7 separate regions of the Homo sapiens genome follow, and all the other regions are linked to region 1. Evidence: chromatin contacts called from ENCODE Hi-C or POLR2A ChIA-PET data. All regions are on one chromosome and are shown on one strand. Each heading gives the region's core, a stretch centred on a gene start or an enhancer-like site at or near the end of the contact. The rest is flanking DNA. Distances are from core to core; before and after follow the strand shown. Region 1 holds the start of GGPS1 (geranylgeranyl diphosphate synthase 1). Region 2 overlaps GPR137B (G protein-coupled receptor 137B). Region 3 holds the start of GPR137B (G protein-coupled receptor 137B). Region 4 holds the start of LINC02768 (long intergenic non-protein coding RNA 2768). Region 5 overlaps LINC02768 (long intergenic non-protein coding RNA 2768). Region 6 holds the start of ERO1B (endoplasmic reticulum oxidoreductase 1 beta). Region 7 overlaps NID1 (nidogen 1).

Region 1 (3,271 bases), core at 460-2,959:
TCTCCTGACCTCGTGATCCGCCCGCCTCGGCCTCCCAAAGTGCTGGGATTACAAGCGTGAGCCACCACGCCCAGCCGCCTTGTGTCTTCTTAAGAGTCTAAAGGATTCTACACACCGTGGCATATACTCTCACCCTCACCCGCCTTTGTTTTTCTTTTAAATCAAAGGATTTCCCAATTTATCACAGCTGGAAATTTCAGCTATCACATACTAAAGTTAAATGTAAAGAGGCATTAGTGTGTGTTACATGAACTCTACTAGTTTCCTTTTAGAGTGAAAAAACTACAGAATACCTCAGTGAGAGTCTGAAACTTCTCACTTTCAAAACTAAAAAGCTGCCAGAAATTTGTTCAAAGAGTGAATCCATAATCATTAATACAAACGCTCCATTCTTTTCACCATGTGAACTACTACGGCAATAGCCTCCTCGTCGGGTTCCCTGCATTTGCCTCTTTAACTCTTCTTTTTTTCGCTTCCTCTACTCTTCAGCCAGGGATGACATTCCAATCGGAGCCATCTCTCCCTTTTGATTGAGATTCCTTGGAAGATATCCCATTGCTATTAGGAGAAAACCAAAACTCCTTTACAAAGCCTAAAAGGTTCGACACTCCCCCTCATCCCATCTCTCCAGGCTCAGTTCTTCATATTGGAAAAGCTCCCTTCCGCCACAGGGCTTTCTGACAAGTTAGTCTTTTTGTCTGGAATGTCTTTTCCTTTTCTCTTTCCTTAGTTAACTCCTGCTAGCCCTTCAGCTCTCAGCTCGATCCTCACTTGCTCAGAAACCCTTCCTTTCCCTCCCTAAAGAAGCCAAATTCCCTCATTCTCCTATCACCGTGGAACTCTCCTCTGGGGCACTGCCACTGCGGTAATTTCACATCGTTTTGTTCAGCATCTGTCCGTCTCACCAGGCGCAGGTCTACGAAGGCAGAGGCCACCCCAGTGGTCGGCGCTCAACACCCATGAAGAAATGAAAGCGCCTTCTAACGCGTTAGACGATGAAACCAGGGCACACAACCTTGCGTCTAAGAAGTGAACATCCCATGCAAAAGACTTTTCAAAGGGAAGGGCCTGGTTTGAGAATGGCCAGAGACATACAAATGTGAAGCGCATACTGAATCCTTCCATTCATACTCCGGGAGAAAGACGATGGATCTGAAAGAAGCCGCCTGATATAAACAGGGAATTTCAATCACTTCGAGGCCGATTTTCCACAGCGGCTGGGCAGAGAACTGCAAACGTATACAGTGCTAGCACAGAGTCCGGAGGGGAAGAAACGGTGAGGTTTCTGCTTCCTCCTCGCTCAGATGCTCCCTTCCGCCCCACTTGGCCAACCCTTCCTCTCCCTCCTCGCTTAAAGCTAGGGGATGGAAAATTCATACACAATCCGGTTCAGCATCCGGGTCCTCACTCTCCTTTCTTTCTTTCCTCTGCCCCGCCTCCCAGCCTCCCCCGCCCTTCTTCCCATCCGGGTTCCCCCCAGCCGCCGCCACTGCCGCTCACAGTTCAACGATGATATCACGACTTTCACGCCGCCGGTCCGGGAGTAACTGTACCCCGCATCAACTTCCTATTTTATAATGTGGACTTAGGCTCTTCCCGATGCCTACATGAATCCTTCCCACTATTTCACCACAGAACTCTCCGCCCTCCTCAGCCGCCAGCGACACCGCATTAGTTGGTGCAAGAAAATGCGCCATCCCGGTCACACTGCGCAGGCGTCGTTGCCGCCTCCCTACTGCTTTGTTGCCCCGCCCCTTTCACCTCCCCCCCGCCCCCGCACCGGTCCACGCAGGCGCAGGGCATTGCGGGCCTTGCAGTTCTCGCGGACGAGGATTTGCGCGTTGGCCCCAGAGTATGGACTTTATTTCCCAGAAAGCCTTGAGGCGTAACTTTCTGTTTCCATAGAACTGGTGGGAAAATGGCGTCGTTGTTTGTATCCAGGGACCAATAGGAACAGTGTATAGGCGGGTTCTAAAGAACTTTAACCAATCCAAGGTCGTCTAAGAGGCCATCCGGGAAAGAGGTAGGGGAGGGGGGGAAAAAAAATCTAGGGGAGGGGAGAAAGGGGGGGAACCTAGAGTCGGTGGGGGGGAAGCGATGTTTGCCCGTCAGTCGAGTCCGGAGTGAGGAGCTCGGTCGCCGAAGCGGAGGGAGACTCTTGAGCTTCATCTTGCCGCCGCCACGGCCACCGCCTGGACCTTTGCCCGGAGGGAGCTGCAGAGGGTCCATCGCCGCCGTCCTCTGGAGGGCAGCGCGATTGGGGGCCCGGACCTCCAGTCCGGGGGGGATTTTTCGTCGTCCCCCTCCCCCCAACCAGGGAGCCCGAGCGGCCGCCAAACAAAGGTACCAGTCGCCGCCGCGGGAGGAGGAGGAGCCGGAGCCTCTGCCTCAGCAGCCGCTGGACCCGCCGCCCTTCTTCCCCATCTCTCCCCCGGGCCTGCTGGTTTTGGGGGGGAGAAGGAGAGAGGGGACTCTGGACGTGCCAGGGTCAGATCTCGCCTCCGAGGAAGGTAGGGATATTTTCTGGGGCTTTCGTGGTCTCCTAAGGGGGTTCTTTTGGGAGTCGCTGGGCCCGGCCAAGGAGCAGAGGAAGATCGCGGTGGTGGTCCCTGCGGCGCCCGAATTCGGGGCCTCGGCCTCCCGGGAACCCCCACCCCCCGCAGCCGCTGTGTCCGAGCCGCCCCCTGGCTGGGCGGCCGCACACTCAGCGGTTTAGCGGCCGCGGTCGGGGGCCCGGGCAGGGTGGGGGCCGTTCCGCCTCCGGGGCCCTCGGCCCTCACGTTGTCCCCGCGGCGGGGCCAGATGTTGATCTCGCTCCCACTTGTCGGGTCTGAGCCCGGAACGGGACGTGGGCAGGGGCTCTGTGGCGGGCCGGTCCTGCCCGCGGCCCACAGGCCCTCCTGGCCCCTCGGTGGCCCCCGGCCGGCCTCTCGCTCGGACGCGGCGCGTGGGGGCGCGGATTCGCTCGGCCGGGCGCCGAGGCCCTAGGGGAGAGCGGCCGGCCCTGCGCCGGACGCCGGGCTTGTTGTGAGTTTCTTCTCTGACAGAAATGGCGTCATTGTCGTAGACGGGAAACTCCGTCGGGTCTCGACAATGGGGACGGGAAGCTGCCGAGCTGTGTAGGTGGTTGGGTTTGCGGGGATGGCGGGGCCGGAGGGAGCCCCGAGTCGGCGTGTGATGGTTCGGGGGCTGGCGCCTGGTTGCGGCTCTTTCTTCGGGGTTCGGACGTCGCTCGCTTCTTTCCCTCCGCCTCCGCCAGTGCAGAGGGGCT
Region 2 (3,284 bases), core at 100-2,599, 830 kb before region 1:
ACCATAACAGGAGGTGTGAAAAGCGTGTGGAGATGTGGGAGGCGTGAGAAGGTGTGAGTGGGAGGCGTGAGGAGGTGTGAAGTGTGTGTGGAGGTGTGAGGAGATGTGATGTGTGGAGGTGTGAAAAGTGCATGGAGGCGTGGGAAGCATGAGGAGGTGTGAACCTGCATGTGGACTTAGGAGCAGTGAGGGAGGGGGTGAGGAGAGAAGGTGCTGCAGGAGCCCGGAGCTGGGGAGGGCAGCAGAAGGTCGGGCTGGGGTGTGGACCAGCCAGGAAGAGGCCGCTGTCCAGGGTAAGGGTGCGGAGAGCTTCGGGGGAGCATTGGCACAGCTGAAATGCAGACCTGTGCTGTGAGAGAGGTCCCTGGGATACAGAGCAGAGCAAAGGCTGCAGACCATGGGTTGACAGAGAAGGTGAAAATGAAGGCAAATCAGAGGCCCAACACAGATTCATGATGCCTGGGCCTGGAGGGCGTGGCGGGGAATTGGAGGGTGACCACTAAGAGGCACGGGGTTCCTTCTGGGATGGAAAAGGTCTACAGTGGACTGTGGGGTCACTGCGCAACTCTGAATGTGGTACACTTCGAGATGGGGACAGCACAGAAAATGTGAATTATACCTCAATAAAGCTGTTATTTAAAAAAAAACAAAAAGACAAAAAAAAAACTAAGAGTAGGGAGGAGGTCAAAGAGCAGTCCCCTCAGTGGTCAAGGCCTCAAAGACTGCAGGGGAGAGAGGCCCCGGGCAGGAGACAGTCAGGGTGTCCAGTGCGGCTGACAGGCTGGACCACTTCACCTTAAGCTGCCACAGGGCCTGGCCAAGGGCAGGCTCGACTGACGGGGAGGCTGGAGGGGGAACAGGCAGACCCTGGATGGCAGCAGGAGGAAGTGGGAGCAGTGAGTCAATTCAAGAGCATAAACTGCTTTCCAAAAGCGCATGTTTGTGAAATGCAAGAAAGAGGTTATTCAGGGGGTCCAGACCTTGTTTTTAAGATGGGGAGACCTGAGCATGCTTGTGGACAGACAGAAGGAGCCTGGGTCCCGAGAAGGGCAGACAGGGAGAGGCAGGAGGCAGGGAAGGGTGGAGGGCTGAGAAACTGAGGCAGCAAGGAGGGGTCTGAGGGAACATGGCAGGGACAGCCATGGGAGTGCCATCTGCCTAATGACAGGGACCCCGGGGAAGTGAGGTTGGGTTGGAGAGTCCCAGCTGCTTCTTGGGGAACCCGATCAGGAACTGAATGGTGGTAAATGAGCCCCACTTCCTTTCCCTCCCCTTCCTTGGGCTCCACACAGCCTATGAAAACACCGGGGTTTTTCAGGGCTTCCCCCGTTGTGGCAAGAAGGATGGGAGGACAGGGGAGGGGAGCAGAATCAGGCCTGAAGGAGAAAGAAGAAATTGCAGCAACTTTGATCAGAAACCCTGAAGTTTGTCATCTGGTGAAAATAAAGCATTTCTCCCTAATGGCAAATTCCTTTCGGTTTTAGCATCGTTTCTTCTGCTTTTGAAAGTCCCACCTAGAACCTCAGAACCTAGAATAGATCTGGGGATGACGCTGTGGGTGATGCTGGCTTTTTGACTTGTTGAAGGCTGAGCCACGGCTGGGAGATGTCCCCAGCTGGCCGCTGTCAGGCGCTGGGGAATGTTCGAGAGCCCTCATGGGCTTTCCGCACCACCCGCTCCCACAGTGGGCCAAGGCCTCCTCATCCCGGACCTGTGGGCGACTTGTGCCCCCTTGGTAACCCAGGCCTTCACCCCATCCTTTCGGATGACACAGGAAGGCCTAGAGCTCTGCATGTGACGTACTTGTTTCGACAGAAGCATAAAGGCCTTTGAGCAGCTGCTGGACTCTGCCCCCTGCCCTCATAAATCAGTCTGTTCACGCGTCACTGATTTGTTCCCACCCTTTGAACTCCCGCTTGCCTATTTTTTTTCTTTTCTTTTTTTTTTTCCTGCAACCTCTGCCTCCCAGGTTCAAGTGATTCTCCTGCCTCAGCCTCCCGAGTAGCTGGGATTACAAGCACCCGCCACCATGCCTGGCTCATTTTTGTATTTCTACAAATACAAAAAGAGACGGGGTTTCACAATGTTGATCAGGCTGGTCTTGAACTCCTGATCTCGTGATCCGCCTGCCTCGGCCTCCCAAAGTGCTGGGATTACAGGCATGAGCCACCCCGCCAAGCCTATTTTTTCAACTACTAACTCAAGTTGACATTTGCTGTCTTACAATCTTTCTGTTTGTTTGTTTGTTTTTAAGAGGCGGGGTCTTGCTGTCACCCAGGCTGGAGTGCAGTGGTGCCATCATAGCTCATTGCAGCCTCCATCTTCCTGGGCTCCAGGAATCCTCCTGCCTTAACTTCCTGAGTAGCTGAGACTATGTACAGGTGCAGCCCAAATGCCTGGCTAATTTGTCTTATTTTTTAGAGATGATGTCTCCCTACATTGCCCAGGCTGGTCTTGAACTCCTAGACTCAAGTGATCCTCCCATCTCGGCCTCCTGAGTAGCTGGGTTACAATCATTTTTACTAATGTCTTAGTGGTGTTTCTGGCAGAAATGTCCCCTGCTATTCTTTGTGGGTATGACAGTGTCTCCTGTGCAGTCAGCAGAACTCAACAGAAGTCACCTCTGATGTCCCTGGAGGCAGTGTCTCTGATGTACCAACAAAGCACTATGCTTCCAACCTGCGCTTGATTCAGAATCTCTGCAGCCATTTTACTTTATAAATCCTCTCCCCTAAGCCAGGACCCACATCTGGACACCCTAGTGTCTCCACTTCTGTGCCACCACTCTCTGGACACTTCATAATCCCCCTATCCTTAAAAGGGGGTGCATCCTGATCCTAGCTGCCTGTGGGCTGAGACTCCTGAGGAGACCCTCGCAGTAACTGAGGGGGACTGAAACTCTTAGTGCACCAAGCACAGACTCCTGACTAAAGAAACCAGTCTCTATCACACACGCTGGTTCAAAACGTATGTATGCAAATTCATCTGAAAATGTTACAAATGCATGGCAGGTTGAAACTTTATATTATAAAATAATTTATGTATATACAAAGAAATAACAGCAAATACTCATGCACCCAGCACTCCATCCTTAATACTTTGCCACGTTTGCTCCAGCTATGTTTTGTTTGTTTGTTTCTGAGACAGAGTTTCACTTTTGTTGCCTAGGCTGGAGCGCAGTGGTGCCATCTCGGCTCACTGCAACCTTGTCTCCCGGGTTCAAGCGATTCTCGTGCCTCAGCCTCCCGAGTAGCTGGGATTATAGGCACGTGCAACCACACCCG
Region 3 (3,171 bases), core at 21-2,520, 810 kb before region 1:
AAAGCAGCAGCCAAGTTAATTCACATACTCTCCCATTAGCTTATTTAATAATATGCCCCATAAAGTGATTTTTGTGTGGCTGTAAAAGAGCCCCAGTCAGCTTTTATGGCCTTTTCTTGGGGCCTCTCAGATGAGCTCAGACAGTAACTCTGATGAGCGGCAGCAGCTCGGAGCTGGGTGTTACCCCAGCCTGCTGTTTAGCAATCCGGTGGAATGAGTTAGTAAGCCGCAGTTCTGTAGAGCTCCTAAGCCGGAGGTTCAAAACATCTCATCAAAACCAACATGGTCTCACCCTGCCAACGCTCAAAACAGCAGTGTCAGGCCCAAATCTGGAGGCCAACGTGCAGAAGACCTTTCCAGGCCGGGAGTTAGGTGCCTGGGGAGGCAGGGCAAATTCTAGAGTTCAGGCCTCCCTTGGGGGCACACCTTCCATCCGTACTAACTGGCGTGTGCAGGCGCTGCTGCTTCGCGCTGCGCACGGAGAAGCGCCCCGAATCCACCGCACGATGCGGAGCCAGGGGCAGCGAGTGAGCGGCGGCCTCCAGCCCTCCCCTGCCTTCTCCTTGCCCCTTTTGGGAATGGCAGGGGGTTTCCTATGACAAATGCCCGCAAACAGGACAGGGTTCGGACGACCCCAGAGCCGGCGCCTTCTCCCTACACTCTCAGCCCTAGGGCCGGACCCGCCCCCGCGGCTGCCATCGCCCCTGCCTCGGGCGCCCCGCGGGGACCACCCCGCCAGGTGAGCGCCTCCAGGAGCCTCTCTGAAACTCACCTGCGTGAAGTACAAGTTCATCAGCGTGAGGGTGAAAAACTGCAGGCACACAGGGAAGCAGTAGAGCAGCCAGAAGACGAAGGGGCTGAGCGAATTGGCCGCCACGAAGTCTTTGAAGTAGAAGGAGAAGAGGACGGTCCGCAGGGAGGCCCAGAAGAGGCAGAGAAAGAGGAAGACGCTCTGGTAGCTGAGCCGCTTGTGGCGGTAACGCAGCACCAGCCAGAGCTGCACGTAGATGAACACGAAGAGCAGCGCGTAGAACACGGTGTAGACGACGGTGAGGCCAAGCTTCACGTAGGGGGGCACGGCCGGGGTCAGCGTGGGCGGCAGCGAGTCGTTGCGGGCTGGGTCCCACGGCGGGGTCTCCATCGGGCCGGGGGCGCTGCCGCGCGGCCGGGGACGCTCGGGCCTCATCGGGGCTCACGGCCGCCGCCGCCCCCGCGGGGGTCTCCGCGCATCGCGCTCAGCCTGCAGCCCCGAGACTGGAGGAAAGAAAACAAGCCGCACTTCCTCCCCCGGCACCACATGATTCACTGGGACGGCCTTTGTCTGCGATTGGCAGCGCCGCGCCCGCCGCCCCCGCGCGCCGACCGGCCCCGCGCGCCCCCGCCCCGGCCCGCGCGCCCCCGCCCCGGCCCGCGCGCCCCGGCCCGCCCTCCCCCGGGCACCGCGCGCCTTCGCCCCGCGAACCCCGGCCCGCCCTATCCTCGCCACCGCGCGCTCCCGCAGTGCGCGCCCCCAGAGCCGCACGCCTCCTCCCGGCCCCCTCCCCATCCCCGGGGCCGCGCGCTCCCAGACTGCGGGCCCCCAGAGCCCCGCGTCTCTTCCCCCCTTCCCGCCCCCTCCCCATCCCAGGGGCCGCGCGCTACCCGTCCCCGGCCCCTTCCCCATCCCCGGGGCCGCGCGCTCCCGCACTGCGCGCCCCCAGAACCGCGCGCCTCCTCCCCGGTCCCGGCACCGCGCCGCGCGCCCCCAAAACTTCCCAGCCGCGCCCCGCGCCTCGGGGGATCGCACTCGTGGCCTCGCGCATTCTGCTGCTGATTGCTTGTTTTGCAGAAGTTAATTCCTTTATTTAAAAACAAATTTAAAAAAAAAACTTTACAAGTCCTTTCCGTCCCCCCCTTTAAAAATAAAACTTTACGACTCTGTGGCTATGAACTGGCCGGCGTCTGGAATGATGTTTATTTCTAAATGCAGACATGCCAAAGACAGGGTTCGTATTTTTGAGGTCAAATTTGTATACTGAGTGAGGAAATAGACGGTGCCTGCGGCTGCTGCCTCCTCTGGGATGCAAGCTGGGCTGTTTTCTCCCGGAGAGCCTCACGCGCTCCCAGCGCCTCACCTCCCAGCGATGTAGCCGGTGCCGGGAGGCGCGCGGGCCGCGGGTCAGTGGATGGAGCCCACTGGGCTTCAGAGAGAAGTGGGGCAGCTGACGGCACACGGCCCCCCTTGTCCGATCCAACCCATGCCGAAGGAGGGTCTGTCCCCGCCACCCGAGAGCCCTTCTCTTTTGCTTTTGCTGAGCAGCTCGCTCCTCGAGGCTGTACAGCGACTTAGTCTTTGCCCCGGGGCACCACGCCACCCTTGTCTTGGGAGAGCTGGGGAGTGCTCTGGGAAAAGAGGGAAAGCCGGGCGCCCTCTGGAAACATTGCTGGGCAAGCGGTTCTGGTAAACAGAAGAAACTCGGATTTCCGAGGCTCCAGTAATTGTGATTTCTTTTCTTACTCCACTTCGTGCCTAATTGTGTGTTCTTTTTCCAAAAGACGGCCTGGCATATCCAGAATCCACCCTAGCTTTTGCTCAGAATTACTTAGTGGTTACAGCGCTCCCAGCGTATTCCAGGTGGTTCACTGGGGCCAAGTGTGCCTTTGGCGTGGAGCTCCTTTTCCAGTTTTTCTATCCTTTCCCTCTCTCCCTATCGCTATTTCAAGAGGAAATACGGAATTGGGCTCCACGCCTCTGATCTCGTTCCCCTCAATCCCCGTTCTGAACAGCGCAAGTGGAATGATGGAATGATCGCTCTAAAGAACACCTGGCCACTTTACTCCCGTGCTTAAATGCCCTTCCCTTGCTCCTCATAGTTCTGGGGTTAGAGTCTAAACTCCTACCCTAGCTTACCTCCCTGCCTTATCTCTTCCAAGGTGTTAAGCAGTGTTAACACCTCCTGACTCCCCTAGACTAAGAAAATTCTGCCCTTTCCTCCAACAGCTGGTCCTTCCTAGCTATCCATGAGGGTGTAACTTCCTGCAGAGAGCCTCTCCAGAACTCTCCACCCACCAAACTCTCAGGATTAGGCTAGGTGTTTCACCTGTGTGCTTCCCTAATATCCTTGCCTGATTGTTAGTTTCCCCCGCAACACACTTATTTATGTGTCCTTATGATAGAAACTAGGCTTGTTT
Region 4 (3,281 bases), core at 272-2,771, 640 kb before region 1:
AGCTTGGTGGTTCCTCAAAAAGTTGAATATAGAATTACTATATGATCCAGCAGTTCCACTCCTAGGACTATACCCAAAATAATAGAAAACAAGGGCTGGAACAGATGCTTCTGTGTTACTGTCCATTGCAATATCATTCACTGTAGCCAAAAGATGGAAACAACCCAAGTGTCCATCAACAGATGAATGGATAAACAAAATACGTTATGTACATAAAATGGAATATCACTGAGCCTAACAAATGAAATCCTGATACATGCTACAACACAGATGAACCGTCAGGACATTATGCTGTGGGAAATAAGCCAGACACAAACTATCAAGCAATATATGCGCTTCCATTTATATGAGGTATCTAGAATGTACCAATTCATGGAGACTGAAAGTAGATCAAAGGTTACCGGGGGCTGTGGGGAGGTGGAATGGAGAGTTATTGCTCGATGGCTACAGAATTCTTACCTGGGAAAATGAAAAGTATTGGAAATAGTGGTGATGGTTGCACAATATTGCGAATGTAATAAATGTCAGTGACTTGTACACTTAAGAATTATTAATGGCTGGGCACGGTGGCTCACGCCTGTAATCCCAGCACTTTGGGAGGCCAAGACGGGCGGATCACAAGGTCAGGAGATCAAGACCATCCTCGCCAACATGGTGAAACCCCGTCTCTACTAAAATGTAAAAAATTAGCCGGGTGCGGTGGTGCGCACCTGTAGTCCCAGCTACTCAGGAGGCTGAGGTAGAGGAATCGCTTGAACCCGGGAGGCGGAGGTTGCAGTGAGCTGAGATCGTGCCATTGCACTCCAGCCTGGCAACAGAGCAAGATTCTGTCTCAAAAAAAAAAATTATTAACATGGCAAATTTCATGATATATACATATTTTACAATTTTTAAAATTAATAATGTAATATACCCAAAACCATTGCAGGTACACTTTGGGTGAATTACATAGCATGTGAATTATATCTCAATAAAGCTGTTTTGGGTGGGCACAGTGGCTCACATCTGTAATCTCAGCACTTTAGGAGGCTGAGGCAGGAGGACAACTTGAGGCCAGTAATTTGAGACCAGCCTGGGCAATATAGTGAGACCCCCATCTCTACAAAATCTTTTAAAAATTAGCCGGGTGTAGTGGCAAGTGCCTGTAGTCCTAGCTACTCAGGAGGCTGAGGCAGGAGGATTGCTTGAGCCCGGGAGTTTGAGGTTACAGTGAGCTATGATCATGCCGCTGCACTCCAGCCTGGGCCACAGAGCAAGACCCTGTCAAATAAATAAATAAGCTGTTTTTTAAAAATCACTGTAATTAAAAACAAAAACTCCTGGATACCTAAGGTTGGCAAAATGCTGATCGTTGTTGTGGCTGGCCGAATTCTAAAGATTTCAAGATTCTAATTTTGTACTGCTCTGAAGGGACTTTGCAGATGGAATTTAGATGACTAAGTAGCTGACGTTAAAACAGGCAAATTATCCTGGGTTATCCAGGCAGGCCCTTAAAAACAGAGGAGGGAGGCAGAAGAGTCAGAGAGATAAGGCAGAAACAGAAAGCGGGAGAGGAGAGGGTGAAGGGGGAGAGGGACTATTTACACTTCCCTTTAGGTTACAGGCACAGAGAAACCTTTAGGCTGAACTTAAAATATGTGAGTAGCTTTAAGCTAAACTTGATTTAACAGGGAAAAACAGGACTTTGCAAAAATTCTTTTAGGGAGTGTACTATCGAGCACATTTGAAGACCACAGGTCTCGAAAGCGGGGAAGACGGGACCCAGAGTCCCCCGCAGCAGCGTCACGGCCCAGCTCTGGTTCTCAAGTTGGGCTGCTGTTTTTCCCCTTTTTCTCATCCGCCAGGATGCCAGGCGCTGCTGAAAGCTGCAGCCGAAAGGATTTAGAATTCCTTACAACGGAGAAAGGGTCTTTGCTCAGACAACATGGACTTAAGAGACGGAAGGGCCAAAAAGGCTTGAAAACAGGCTCGAAGAGCGGCTTCCTGGTAGCTAGAAGCTTAAGTGGGGACAGATGAGCTTAACTGGCAAGCCTGCGTGTGTGCTCTCCAGCCCCCGTGATTCAGTTTAAATCTGGGCGGGTCTCCTCAAAGACAGTTCCAGAAGGGGCCACGTGAGGGCAGTAAGAGCCTCTCAATGCCTGTTTTTGGGGGAAGAGAGAAGTGAGGGCGGAGCGCGGGGAGCGTCCCAGGCCTGGCTACCCGGATAACTTCCCCAAAAGAAGCTATGCTCGGGCCTTCCCATCGTCCCACTCAAGAGCTTTCTTCATATTGGTGAGTTGCCCAACTGCTAGCAAAAGAACTTCCCAATTATGGTCAAGCCTCTTCATCTAAATTCAGATTTCCACCAAATAGCCCAGCCCTTTTCCTCCCCAAGTCATCTCCTTACTCAAACATTTGCAGACATTCGTCACACGAGATCCCCAGCCGTGGGCTCAGCATCTTACACCGAGGTACGAAAACACAGAAGTATTCCTGAGTGTATTCTGTGTATGCAAAAGTGCATACGTCTCCTTATGGACCAGGTTCTGAGTGAATCTAAGTGGAAAACACGGAATAGCAGGCTAATTCCAGAAAATGCAGGGCTTTTGCAAATAAGTGGGCGTCTAGTCACTAAGCAGGTAGTAATAACAGGTGATGCTAAATGATTGCTTCGAACCACTTTGTTAAGGGGATCAGAGAAGGGAGAAGGCTCAGGAGAGAGAGTGCAGCAAGAAGCTTTTATTAGCTGGATGGAAATGGGAAAACTAACTCAGGATAACCTTATGTAGTAGAATTTATTGTGCCCATTGAGTAAGTCAGGAAACTGAGGGTTAAGGAGGTGAAGTAACTTGGCAAAGGTCACGCCGTCAGAGCAGAGTCCAGTTCCAGATTTGGTTTACTCTAAATACCCTTCCTCACCCCCCTTTTTAAGAAATACCTTAAATGAAAATTTATTTTTACTTTATCTTACATTATTATTTATTTGTATTCAGCACATTTTCATTTAGAAAGTTGGAAAATAAAGGCACAAGAAAAACAAATAACAGTAATTTCATTACTCAATAATGGCCTCATCACTACAATCTTGTCCAGAAATGTTGTAAACACACACACACAATACTTTTACATATATTTTTGTAAGATATATATATAACAAAAAATGTGATCCTGTGATACTTTTCCGTATTTTTGTTTTCCATTTAAATAAATGTGCATATGAACATTACTTTGATCAACTACATAATAGTATCATACTCTATTATATGGACAATAAACTCTCACCAGTTCATTTATTGATGAAC
Region 5 (3,331 bases), core at 826-3,325, 630 kb before region 1:
ATGTGTTGTGGTGAGACCTCCAGCTTTGTTCCTTTTACTCGATTGCTTTGGCTATCCAGGGTCTTTTGCATTTCCACATGAATTTTAAGATTGTTTACTCCCACTTCTGTGAAGAACATTATGGGTATTTTGATAGGGATTGCATTGAATCTCTAGACCTCTGGGTAATATGGACATTTAAATACTATTAGTACTTCCAATCCATGAATATGGGATAGTTTTCCATGTATTTGTGTTAATTATCTGTTATGGGTTGACTTGTGTTCCCCCAAAAAGATATTTTGAAGCCCTAATCCCAGTACCTCAGAATGTCATATTTGGATTAAGGTGTTTGCAGATGTAGCTGAGTTAAGATGAGGTCATTAGGATGGACCTTAATACAATATGACCGGTGTCCTTATTAAAAAGGAGTGAAAAGCCTGCTGGGATTTTGATAGGGATTGTGTTGCATCTACAGGTCACTCTGGGGAGATTTGCCATCTTAATAACATTGAGGCTTCCAATCCATGAACATGGACTGTTTCTCCATTTATTTAAGAAGGGCTATAATTCCTAAGCAACTATTACACTCAGGCCCTTAGCCTAAATCACATATGGTGTGCCATTTACTGATGTGGCATCTGAGGCCACAGACGTTAGGAAGACTATGAAGATGACACATGGCTAGCATGCTGGGATTCGAGGCTCCATCTGTGTGACGCTGTTTCCACTTCATCCTGTTGCTTCTTCTCACTGTTAAGGTGGCTGACAGCGCCCCAGCTATCTCTAGTTTAGGGCACTTCACTGGCATAACTGGTTGTCTTAAAAAAGAGAAGAGAGATTGATTGCAAACAAAAGAGAGATTGGATTCTCTATAGTGACCTGGAAATATGTTCAAGATACAGACGTAAGTGAGTAAGGAAGTCACAGAACTGTGTATATTTTATGGCCTATTTTTATACAAACAAAGACTTATGTGTATTTGCACTTAGGGAAGGCCTGGAAGACGATCCAAGAAATTCTTAACAGTGACTCTCTCCAGGGAGGATAACAGTGATCATGGTCAGATTAATGAGGACTTTGACTTTTCATCTTACATTATTGTCTATAGTCATTAGGATATTTTACTATAAGCAGCTGGACGTGGTGGCTCATGCCTGTAATCCCAGCACTTTGGGAGGTTGAGGTGGGAGGATCATTTGAGCCCAGGAATTTGAGAATAGCCTGGGCAACATAGTGAGACCCTGTCTCTACAAAAAATCTAAAAATTAGCAAGGCGTGGTGGCTTACACCTGTAGTCCTAGCTACTAAGGAGGCTGAGGTAAGAGGATGGTTTAATCAGAGGCTGAGGTGGGAGAATGACTTGAGCCCAGGAGTTTGAGTCTGCAGCAAGCTATGATTGTGCCACTGCACTGGGTGCAAAAAAAAAATTAGAAAAAAAAAATATATATATATGACTATAAACATGCATTTCCCCCTTACGCAGGAGTATCCAATCTTTTGGCTTCCCTCGGCCACATCAGAAGAAGAATTGTCTTGGGCCACATATAAAATACACTAACGCTAACGATACTGATGTATTGCAAAACAATCTTATAATATTTTAAGAAAGTTTACGAATTTGCACTGGGCCACATCCAAAGTCATCCTGGGTCACATGTGGCCTGCAGGCTATGGGTTAGACAAGCTTGCATTGAAAGAATCGAGTTGGGTGGTAATGGGGTAAGATTTTCCCATATTGCCAATTGTAGAACCTCGAAAATGGGAAGTTGTCTGGTTCCGCTTCACAACCGTAGTGACTGTGGAGTAACAGCCTTCTGAGAATGCACCTTGCAGGAATGAGAGCAGAGGAGGAAGTTGCACACAAGCACATGCACATATGCACCTGAGGGAACACACCTGTATCTGTCATTCCCCAGGGCTGAGTGGAGCTGCTGCCCGAAGACTAGGCTGCCAGCTGTTCCTCTGGGGTGCGTAGGCCACTTACCCCATCTCCAGAGCCACTCACCCATGGCTGCTGCGGGCCTTGCAGCAGTTCCTGTTTGGGGATGAAGGTAGCCTGTGAAAGTGACAAAGAGGAAGCTGTGGCTGCAACAGTGAGAGCATGGTGTGGGGGGGCCCCCTGCCCTTTGCCCTCTAGTAATGGGATTCTCCTGGGCACCTGTGCAAATGGCTCAGCAGGAGACGGAACGCTCCCTAGTGGAGACCATGGAGTAGGTGAGATCTTCATACTGATTCTCCTTCTCCCTTCTCCTGTTATTGCCCCTTACCCAACAACCTTCCCCGTCCCCTCCACACCCCACCCTTCCCTCCACTGGGGTGCTTGTTTTTGAGTTGGAGTCTCGCTCTGTTACCCAGGCTGGAGTGCAGTGGCATGATCATAGCTTACTGCAGCCTTGAATTCCTGGGCTCAAACAATCCTCCAACCTCATTCCCTTGAGTCACTGGGACTACAGACACAGGCCACTATGCCTCTGTTTTTTTTTTTTTTTTCTTCTAACTTTTGTAGAGACAGGGTCTCCCTATGTTGCCCACACTGGAGATTGGGGCATTTTCACACTGCATTGAAATGACCACCTCCCAAACTGGCCTGTGAGTGTTTTGAAGGTAGGGACTCTTCTCACTGATCTTTGCTTTCCTGATACCTAGAATCATACTGGGTACATAGCAGGCACCTCATAAATATTGGTTGGATGAATAGAAGGATGGAGCTAAAGCAATGAAAGCTGACATATTTCCACCCAAAACAAATGTTCCTCCATTCCAAACTCTCTCCCATTGCCTAGATGTGGCCTCACATCTCAGTCTGCTTTCCAGTGAGTATATTCCTCTGCACACACACAAGCACACCGTGGGAGACACCGGTGTTGTCCTCACTGGTCCTCCTAAACATCCAAATGCATAGCAGCCTGTGAGAACAAGACAAGCCACAGGCCAGGAGAAAATATTTGCAAAACACATGTCTGATGACTGATGTCCAAAATATGCCAAGAACTCTTATACTCAACCATAAGAAAAGAGATGGCCTAATTAGAAAATGAGCAAAAGATCTGAACAGATACTTCACCAAAAAAGATATACAGATGGCAAGTAAGCATAGGTAAAGAGGCTTAACATCAAATGTCATTCAGAAATTATGAATTAAGTCAACAGTGAGATACAACTGCACACTTATTAGAACAGCTCAAATTCAAAACACTGAGAATGTCAAACATACTGAGAAACCAAGAACCCTGAGAACATGCTGGTGAGGATGGGAGCCACAGAAACTCTCATTCATTGCTGATGGGAATGCAACGTGGTGCAGCCACTTCGGAGCACAGTGTGATCATTTCTTGCAAAGCTAAATACA
Region 6 (3,438 bases), core at 580-3,079, 950 kb before region 1:
GTTTCGCTCTTGTTGCCCAGGCTGGAGTGCAATGGCGTGATCTCAGCTCACCGCAACCTCCGCCTCCTGAGTTCAAGCGATTCTCCTGTCTCAGCCTCCCAAGTAGCTGAGATTACAGGCATGTGCTACCTTGCCCGGCTAATTTTGTATTTTTAGTAGAGACAGGGTTTCTCCACGTTGGTCAGGCTGGTCTCAAATTCCTGACCTCAGGTGATCTGCTCGCCTCAGCCTCCCAAAGTGCTGGGATTACAGGTGTGAGCCACCACACCCAGCCAATTTCTTTTTGCTTTTAAGCTAGGGAAGATCTGGACAGTTTGGAGGCAGAAGGGAAAGAGTTGCTGGAGGGGAAAAGGACAGGCAGGACTGGCTTCATGGGCATGTGACCTATGCAGTCAGCCACCCCAGGACCCTGCATTTGGTTTAATGCTCTGCTGGTTCTGAAAGGTATAAACCACTATGTGGTAGGCTGATTAATGACCCTCTATTTATAAATCCTCATCCTAATCTCTGGAACCTGTGAATATGTTATCCTATATGGCAAAAGGGACTGTGCAGATGTGATCAAGTTGAGGATTTTGAGATAGGATGGTCTGTAACCAATGTAATCACAAGGGTCCTTATACAAGAGAGACAGAAGAGTTAGGGTCACAAGAGAAGGCATGTGACGAGGGAAGCAGAGAGAGTGAAGGAGATGTGAAGTCATGAGGTAAGGAATGCAGGTGGCCTCTGGAAGCTGGAAAAGGTAAGGAAACACATTGTCCCTGAGAGCCTCCAAAAGGAACACAGCCCTACAGGTCCATTTTGGACACCTGATCTCCAGTACTATAAGGTAATGAATTTCTTTTGTTGTATGCAACTAAATGTGTGATAGTTTCTTACAGCATCAATGAGAAACTAATACACGCTACATAAACACAAGGGAGATGTATTACTCGTTTTGTAGAAATCAAAGGCATTAATAAAACTAATAGCAGTTACCATTTATTGAGTGCTTCCTAGGTGCTAGGCACTATACTCAGCTCTTTCTGTATCTAATCTTATGTAGCCCTAGAACAAGATATGAGGTGGGAATTAAGGCCCAATAACTAGCTAGAATGTTTTAGAGTTGGGATCTGCGCCCAATCTATGTCACTCTAAGTTTTTTTTTGTTTTACCCCATCCCCATATTTCATCATAAGCCTTTGGGTTTGTCTTCATTCTTTAGCATGCGTTATACTCGCACGTGTCAACCTAGGAGTCGGGCTGGGGCGGGGCAGGAGATGACATCCACATCTAGGGTGCATGAAATTAAAAAAGAGCCGAAGCCATCTCTACAAGTCACAGGTAGCTTACATAGGCACCCACAGCAGATGTGAGGCTACAGAAAAATGAATGAGACAAAGAATACGCTTCAGACCGAAAGTCAAAGATCCCGCACCGTCCGTTCCTAACTCGCCCGCGTACTGGGTGAATCCTAGAGCCTGGCGTCTGCGAGGACTCCAGGAGCGACAGCAGGGACCGACGCAGAGAGGTCCTCAGCCTGGTTTCCCGGAGAAGAGGTCGCCCCGCTTCCCCCGCCCGCACCCCCCGGTGTTTTGGAGGCCCGCGTGGTCCCGCCTCATTGGCCGCCGCGGAGCCCGAGGCCTCGGGGAGGCGGGGCGGCCTTCGCAGTTGTAGTTCCCGAGTCCTCTCGTTCAGCGGCTCCGCCTTCCTGCCGCGGCGCCTAGGCGACCGCCCAGGACCACAACTCCCACAAGGCCCCGCGCTTGGGGGCGTGGCCGAGGAGCCAAGCGAGCCGGGGGCGGGGCCGCCTGGGGGATGAAGTGGGGGCGCTCGCCTTTCCTGCCTCACTCGCAGCTGCCGGGTGTTGGGGAAAGAGTCGCCTGCCTCCGGACTGGAGTGCAGACCTCTGACCCTGGAGTCGCTCGGCCGCTGGGAACCGTCCCCTTGGGTCGTCGCCTGGGCCGCCCGTCGTTCCCCGGCCCCGAGGGGTCCGGCTGGCCGCGGTGTGGGTAGAGGTCAGCATGAGCCAAGGGGTCCGCCGGGCAGGCGCTGGGCAGGGGGTAGCGGCCGCGGTGCAGCTGCTGGTCACCCTGAGCTTCCTGCGGAGCGTCGTCGAGGCGCAGGTAAGCCCGAGTGATAGCGGGCCGGGAACCCCCGGCCGAACACCCGCGGCCGCTACACACGGGCCGCGGCTGTGACGCGGGGAGGGCCGGGCAGGGCCGGGCCAGAAAAGAGGTGATTTCTGGCGAGCAGAAAACCCGGGGAGCAGAGACCTGACCGTCCAGTGCGGGAAACATCTGCGAACCGCCCGCAGGGTGGGGGGACGGCGACACTCCGGGTAATGGCAGTCAAAAGAGGAAGATGGTGACGGTCCCCCTGAGCTGTTTTCGTTTTTTCCTCTCGGATGTGTTAAGCGGCTGGGAGTGTGGCGGGAGATGGGACGGGCATGAACCACCTCGGCTGTCTTGCGAAGGGAGCGAGCGCCCAGAGAAACGGTGACGTCCTTCCCTTCAGGAGTTAGTGAGGGAGGGAGACTGAGAGTTGGGGGCACTCCGCAGACCCCCGAGGCCCCGCCAGGCGCAGGGGATTGGGAGGGGGCAAGACTTCACTCGAACTGTCGGACTAGAGCTTTCTGGGCTTTTACTCTTCCTCGAGCACCTTCCCTTGCTCAAGATTGCTTTATTTTTACCCAGCTGAGCTGTGTCTGCCAAGTGGCATCGCCAGGTAAGTCCCAATACGAGACTGGGGGGGTCTGAGTGGGGCGTTGTGGCTCGTGGATGGAGGCTCTGGCTCTGGCAGTCGTGAGGTGCTGGCTGGTTGTTGATGTGAAGCGATGATTACAAGTGTTCTCAGTGTGCTAGAAATCTGAGGCTTAGCTGACCAGATCCTTTCGCCTTCAGAGAGGTGTTTGCTTCTATTCAGTAGAATTTGAATTGATTGCCAGGTGCTGCTGCTTGTTGTCTGCACCTGCTGCAAGGAGGCAGCACTGCTGAGGGCCAAAAAAATAAAACGAAGGTCTCAGGTGGCCTGATGATGAGGGGAGATGTCATTTGAAGCAATTAGTGCTCATCCAAGAAAAATTGAAGGTGACTCTGAGTGTAACCGTGAAAACATGTTTTTCTGAATTGAGTCACTTTATTTCATGGTTTTATGGTGCCCTGCACTAAATCCCAGAGTGCCTGAATAGTCCGTTTGTGTCTGTGTTTGAACCATAAAAATAAAAGGGGCAAATTTTTGGTATTGGGGAACATGTTAAAATGCAGATTCTCTGGCCCTACCTCCACATGTATTGATTGGATCTGGAATATGGCCCAGATATCAGCATTTTAAACAAACATTGCAAGTACAGTATAACTGTAGCAAAGTTATCTTTTGACTACCTCTTGGACCTCACTTGGAAAACACTGAGATGGAATAGATAGTGGTAATCTGGGCAGACTTACTAAAGTAAATTTT
Region 7 (3,314 bases), core at 670-3,169, 670 kb before region 1:
ATTTGGCAGTGAATGAGATGGGGCTATAAGCCAGCAAAATCTCAAAGCCAGGCTGGGCGTGGTGGCTCAAGCCTGTAATCCCAGCACTTTGGGAGGCCGAGGCGGGTGAATCACGAGGTCAGGAGTTCGAGACCAGCCTGGCCAACATCATGAAACCCCGTCTCTACTAAAAATACAGAAAATTAGCTGGGCGCAGTGGCAGGCGCCTGTAATCCCAGCTACTTGGGAGACTGAGGCAGGAGAATCGCTTGAACCCGGGAGGCAGAGGTTGCGGTAAGCTGAGATTGCACCACTTCACTCCAGGCCGGGCGACAGTGATATTCTGTCTCCAAAAAAAAAAAAAAAAAATCTCAAAGCCAGCAGAGACCAGGGACTGTTCACTGCACCTGAGTGACCTTGTCCAGAGATGTGTGTCCCAGAGGTGCATGCTCAGAACCCGTGTAGGCCCTGGGAGTAGCTGCCTCTGTAGTGGGGCGTGGACTCTGTGCAGGAAGATGCTGAATAAATAGCACCTTCCCAAACAAGTTCCATTCTGAGTAGCCCATGGGTTCTCCCACGGTTGCATGTCGTCTCTTTCCAGAGAGTCTTGACATCTGTGAGCACCTCCCCTCTCTCCACTCTATTGAGTATATGAGAGGCTACAATTGTCATTTATTTGAATGAACACAGAGAAACCAATTTAATCAAGCAAGGGAATGGAATGCAAATCCAAGGTCAAGAATGTACTTTCTTCTTAGTTCTCCTTCTTGTAAACCAAAAAGTATCTGAGACAGGTCTCAATCAATTTAACAATTTATTTTGCCCAAGTTAAGGAGATGCCTGTGACACAGCCTCAGGAGGTCCTGATGTCGTATGCCCAAGGTGGTCAGGCTACAGCTTGGTTTTATAGATCTTAGGGAGACATAAGACATCAATCAATACAGGTAAGATGTATGTTGGTTTGGTCCAGAAAGGTGGGACAACTGGGAGCCAAGTGTAGGAGGGAGAGCTTCCAGGTCATAGGCAGATTCAAAGATTTTCTGATTGTCAATTGGTTGAGTTATTATCTAAAAACCTGGAACCAATAGAAAGGAATGTCTGGGTTATGATAAGGGCTTGTGGAGACCAAGGTTTAGTCATGCAGATGAAGCCTCCAGGTAGGCGGCTTCAGAGAGAACAGATTGTAGATGTTTCTTATCAGACTTAAAGAGTCTGTTCTGCCAGGTTTTGTTGTTGCTGTTGTTGTTGTTGTTGTTTTAATTGAGATAGAGTCTCGCTCTGTCACCCAGGCTGGAGTGCAGTGGCGCAATCTCAGCTCACTGCAACCTCCACTCCCTGGGTTCAAGAGATTCTCGTGCCTCAGCCTCCCAAATAGCTAGGATTACAGGCGCCCATCACCACGCCCAGCTAATTTTTGTATTTTTAGTAGAGATGGGGTCTCACCACATTGGCCAGGCTGGTCTCAAACTCCTGACCTCAAGTGATCCACCCGCCTCAGCCTCCCAAAGCGCTGGGATTACAGGCGAGAGCCACAGGGCCCGGCCTGTTCTTTCAGTCTTAAGGTCCATGTTGATGTTAATGGTAATGAGACGTGGCCAACCCTCCCCTTCCTCTCATGGCCTGAAGTAGTTTCATAGGTTGACTTTGGAATGCCCTCGGCTGAGAGGAGGGGTCCATTCCGATGGTAGGCGGACTTGGAATTTTATTTTTGGTTTACACTCTGTTTCATTTTCCTCTCATTCTCTTTGTCCCCCCACCTTGAGAAAAGTCACCCCAGACTTCCTGCCACTCCTCAGATAAGTATCAGGTCTTGAATGCTTTCTTCCCTAGCAGCTCGAACTAGATGAGTAAGAAGACGCTTGTCTGAGTCATCAATGTATCAACCAGAAACAAGCTCAGGAAATGCGTCTTTAGCATCCCCACTACCCCCACCCCATCCACCAGGCCTTTAATGGAAAGTTTCCCATGGGGGCCAGGGACACTCAGCAGGGGACTCTCCCTAGAGCCCCTGGGCTGCTCCCACTGTCTGCTGGCCCAGAAAGTCCACCGAGATCACAGCTTTTTATAAACTCACTTGAGATTCTATTTCCTGAGTACAGTTGAGGTTCCCCCTCCTTTTTACAAGTTCAAGATACAGTACTTCAAAGTTCCACTGTAAATTCTAGAGCCCTTGAGATTTTCTATGCTGACCAAATACTTTGTTAACACAACTCTGTCGGCCACATAAAATGGAACAACGCTTACTGCATGAAAAGTTTTGTTTGGTTGACAGCACACAGGACACCAGTTTTGTTTTCTAACTGGAAAAGCACCACCACATGCAGATGTGATTGGTAGGAAAATGGGGCTCTGGATGCACAGGTAATTTTGGTGAATGAGCTAAGGTACTGTGTGTACATCGCTGTTGTCGTAACAGGTTCAATGTGAGGGAGCCGTCTAAGCACTGGCAATGTGGACGCCAGATGCCAGACCAGAAGGGCGGGGCTAGACCACAAACCCAGAGACCTAGGTTCTCGTTAGAACTGAGCCACCAACCAGTGCTGTGGCCTGAAGGAGTCTCTGAGCCACCAACCAGTGCTGTGGCCTGAAGGAGTCTCAACTTCTCTGAGTTTCAGTTTTCTCATTTGGTGTAAAAACTGCAGTTGCTTATCACATAGGATTGCAATGAGAATCAAATGAAACATATCTGTGAATGGAAACAGCTTATATGAAAACTCTAAAACCCTATGCCAACGTAAAATTTTGTGGAAGTAAACACGTTTTACATTCAAGAGTGAACAAAACCAGATTTTTTTTTTTTGAGACAGAGTTTTGCTCTTGTCGTCCAGGCTGGAGTGCAATGTCACAATCTTGGCTCACTGCAACCTCTGCCTCCTGGGTTCAAATGATTCTCCAGCCTCAGCCTCCCGAGTAGCTGGGATTACAGGCACCCGCCACCACACCCAGCTAGTTTTTGTACTTTTAGTACAGACGGGGTTTCTCCATGTTGGCCAGGCTGGTCTCAAACTCCTGACCTCAGGTGATCCACCCACCTCGGCCTCCCAAAGTGCTGGGATTACAGGCGTGAACCAACGTGCCCAGCCAGACATTTTTTATTCTAACCAGATGGCTTGCTTGTATCTTTGTTTGGTGCTTCCTACTTCAAATGTTTTGTTTTGTTTTTTATATTAATTAGCCTCTGGGACAAAAGAAAAGCATGCATGGTTTTGTCTTGCTGGGTTCAACAAATACTTTTCTGGCATGCTAACTGCTTCTCACCAAGGGAGCAACCACGTTAAGCAAACCAACATGAGAACTGGCAACACAGACAAAGGTACTTCAAATATTCACTGGCA

What was found. A loop is a pair of places that touch in the nucleus more often than their neighbours do. ChIA-PET counts read pairs that join two places held with the same protein, here RNA polymerase II (POLR2A). Pooled maps may share reads with other maps.
Region 2: a loop to region 1 is called in a pooled map, with 6 times the contacts of the local background. The contact joins the enhancer-like site here to the promoter of GGPS1 in region 1. A Hi-C loop is called at or near these places in 3 of 37 single-sample maps with no recorded cell type and 4 of 50 pooled maps.
Region 3: a loop to region 1 is called in a pooled map, with 5 times the contacts of the local background. The contact joins the promoter of GPR137B here to the promoter of GGPS1 in region 1. A Hi-C loop is called at or near these places in 2 of 37 single-sample maps with no recorded cell type and 4 of 50 pooled maps.
Region 4: a pooled map shows a loop between it and region 1 (6-fold over the local background). The contact joins the promoter of LINC02768 here to the promoter of GGPS1 in region 1. A Hi-C loop is called at or near these places in 1 of 37 single-sample maps with no recorded cell type and 7 of 50 pooled maps. POLR2A ChIA-PET finds 5 or more read pairs at or near these places in 1 of 52 experiments (activated naive CD4-positive, alpha-beta T cell).
Region 5: a map with no recorded cell type shows a loop between it and region 1 (7-fold over the local background). The contact joins the enhancer-like site here to the promoter of GGPS1 in region 1. A Hi-C loop is called at or near these places in 4 of 37 single-sample maps with no recorded cell type and 5 of 50 pooled maps.
Region 6: a map of dorsolateral prefrontal cortex shows a loop between it and region 1 (14-fold over the local background). The contact joins the promoter of ERO1B here to the promoter of GGPS1 in region 1. A Hi-C loop is called at or near these places in 4 of 168 maps with a recorded cell type or tissue (CD8-positive, alpha-beta T cell, OCI-LY7, dorsolateral prefrontal cortex and 1 more), 11 of 37 single-sample maps with no recorded cell type and 15 of 50 pooled maps. POLR2A ChIA-PET finds 5 or more read pairs at or near these places in 1 of 52 experiments (activated CD4-positive, alpha-beta T cell).
Region 7: a loop to region 1 is called in a map of endothelial cell of umbilical vein, with 3 times the contacts of the local background. The contact joins the enhancer-like site here to the promoter of GGPS1 in region 1. A Hi-C loop is called at or near these places in 2 of 168 maps with a recorded cell type or tissue (endothelial cell of umbilical vein and naive thymus-derived CD4-positive, alpha-beta T cell), 3 of 37 single-sample maps with no recorded cell type and 12 of 50 pooled maps. POLR2A ChIA-PET finds 5 or more read pairs at or near these places in 2 of 52 experiments (GM10248 and H1).

What each region holds. Positions count from the first base shown.
Region 1 is chr1:235,327,008-235,330,278 of GRCh38, reverse strand. It overlaps GGPS1 (geranylgeranyl diphosphate synthase 1), which reads right to left and starts at 1,709. Exons shown (of 4, transcript NM_004837.4): 1 at 1,501-1,709. ARID4B (AT-rich interaction domain 4B) reads left to right here and starts at 2,100. Exons shown (of 24, transcript NM_016374.6): 1 at 2,100-2,510. RefSeq lists enhancers at 910-1,059, 1,560-1,649, 1,890-1,949, 2,686-3,211, 3,230-3,271 and silencers at 2,430-2,479, 2,650-2,879, 2,890-2,979.
Region 2 is chr1:236,158,281-236,161,564 of GRCh38, reverse strand. All of the region lies in intron 1 of GPR137B (G protein-coupled receptor 137B), which reads right to left. Among named protein-coding and RNA genes, the nearest start is that of GPR137B, 17 kb to the right of the region's middle. RefSeq lists enhancers at 1,240-1,289, 1,380-1,829, 1,930-1,979 and a silencer at 2,945-2,994. Within about 2 kb of position 1,349, at least 5 of the 41 ENCODE cell types and tissues checked have a DNase peak (open chromatin) inside an H3K27ac peak, as active enhancers do.
Region 3 is chr1:236,140,638-236,143,808 of GRCh38, reverse strand. It overlaps GPR137B (G protein-coupled receptor 137B), which reads right to left and starts at 1,270. Exons shown (of 7, transcript NM_003272.4): 1 at 773-1,270. The coding sequence starts at 1,186. RefSeq lists an enhancer at 543-1,046 and silencers at 1,012-1,281, 1,352-1,531.
Region 4 is chr1:235,970,751-235,974,031 of GRCh38, reverse strand. It overlaps LINC02768 (long intergenic non-protein coding RNA 2768), which reads left to right and starts at 1,521. Exons shown (of 3, transcript NR_183724.1): 1 at 1,521-2,271. RefSeq lists an enhancer at 1,933-1,982.
Region 5 is chr1:235,953,580-235,956,910 of GRCh38, reverse strand. The region is part of intron 2 of LINC02768 (long intergenic non-protein coding RNA 2768); the gene reads left to right. LOC105373215 (a long non-coding RNA gene) reads right to left here. Exons shown (of 5, transcript XR_002958490.2): 4 at 1,879-2,038. Among named protein-coding and RNA genes, the nearest start is that of LINC02768, 17 kb to the left of the region's middle. Within about 2 kb of position 2,075, at least 9 of the 41 ENCODE cell types and tissues checked have a DNase peak (open chromatin) inside an H3K27ac peak, as active enhancers do.
Region 6 is chr1:236,280,349-236,283,786 of GRCh38, reverse strand. It overlaps ERO1B (endoplasmic reticulum oxidoreductase 1 beta), which reads left to right and starts at 1,829. Exons shown (of 16, transcript NM_019891.4): 1 at 1,829-2,105. The coding sequence starts at 2,004. RefSeq lists silencers at 1,485-2,074, 2,115-2,164 and an enhancer at 2,235-2,434.
Region 7 is chr1:235,998,141-236,001,454 of GRCh38, reverse strand. The region is part of intron 12 of NID1 (nidogen 1); the gene reads left to right. Among named protein-coding and RNA genes, the nearest start is that of LINC02768, 27 kb to the right of the region's middle. RefSeq lists enhancers at 1-3, 1,969-2,038, 2,079-2,128, 1,030-2,229. Within about 2 kb of position 1,919, at least 13 of the 41 ENCODE cell types and tissues checked have a DNase peak (open chromatin) inside an H3K27ac peak, as active enhancers do; they include endothelial cell of umbilical vein, where a contact is called at or near this core.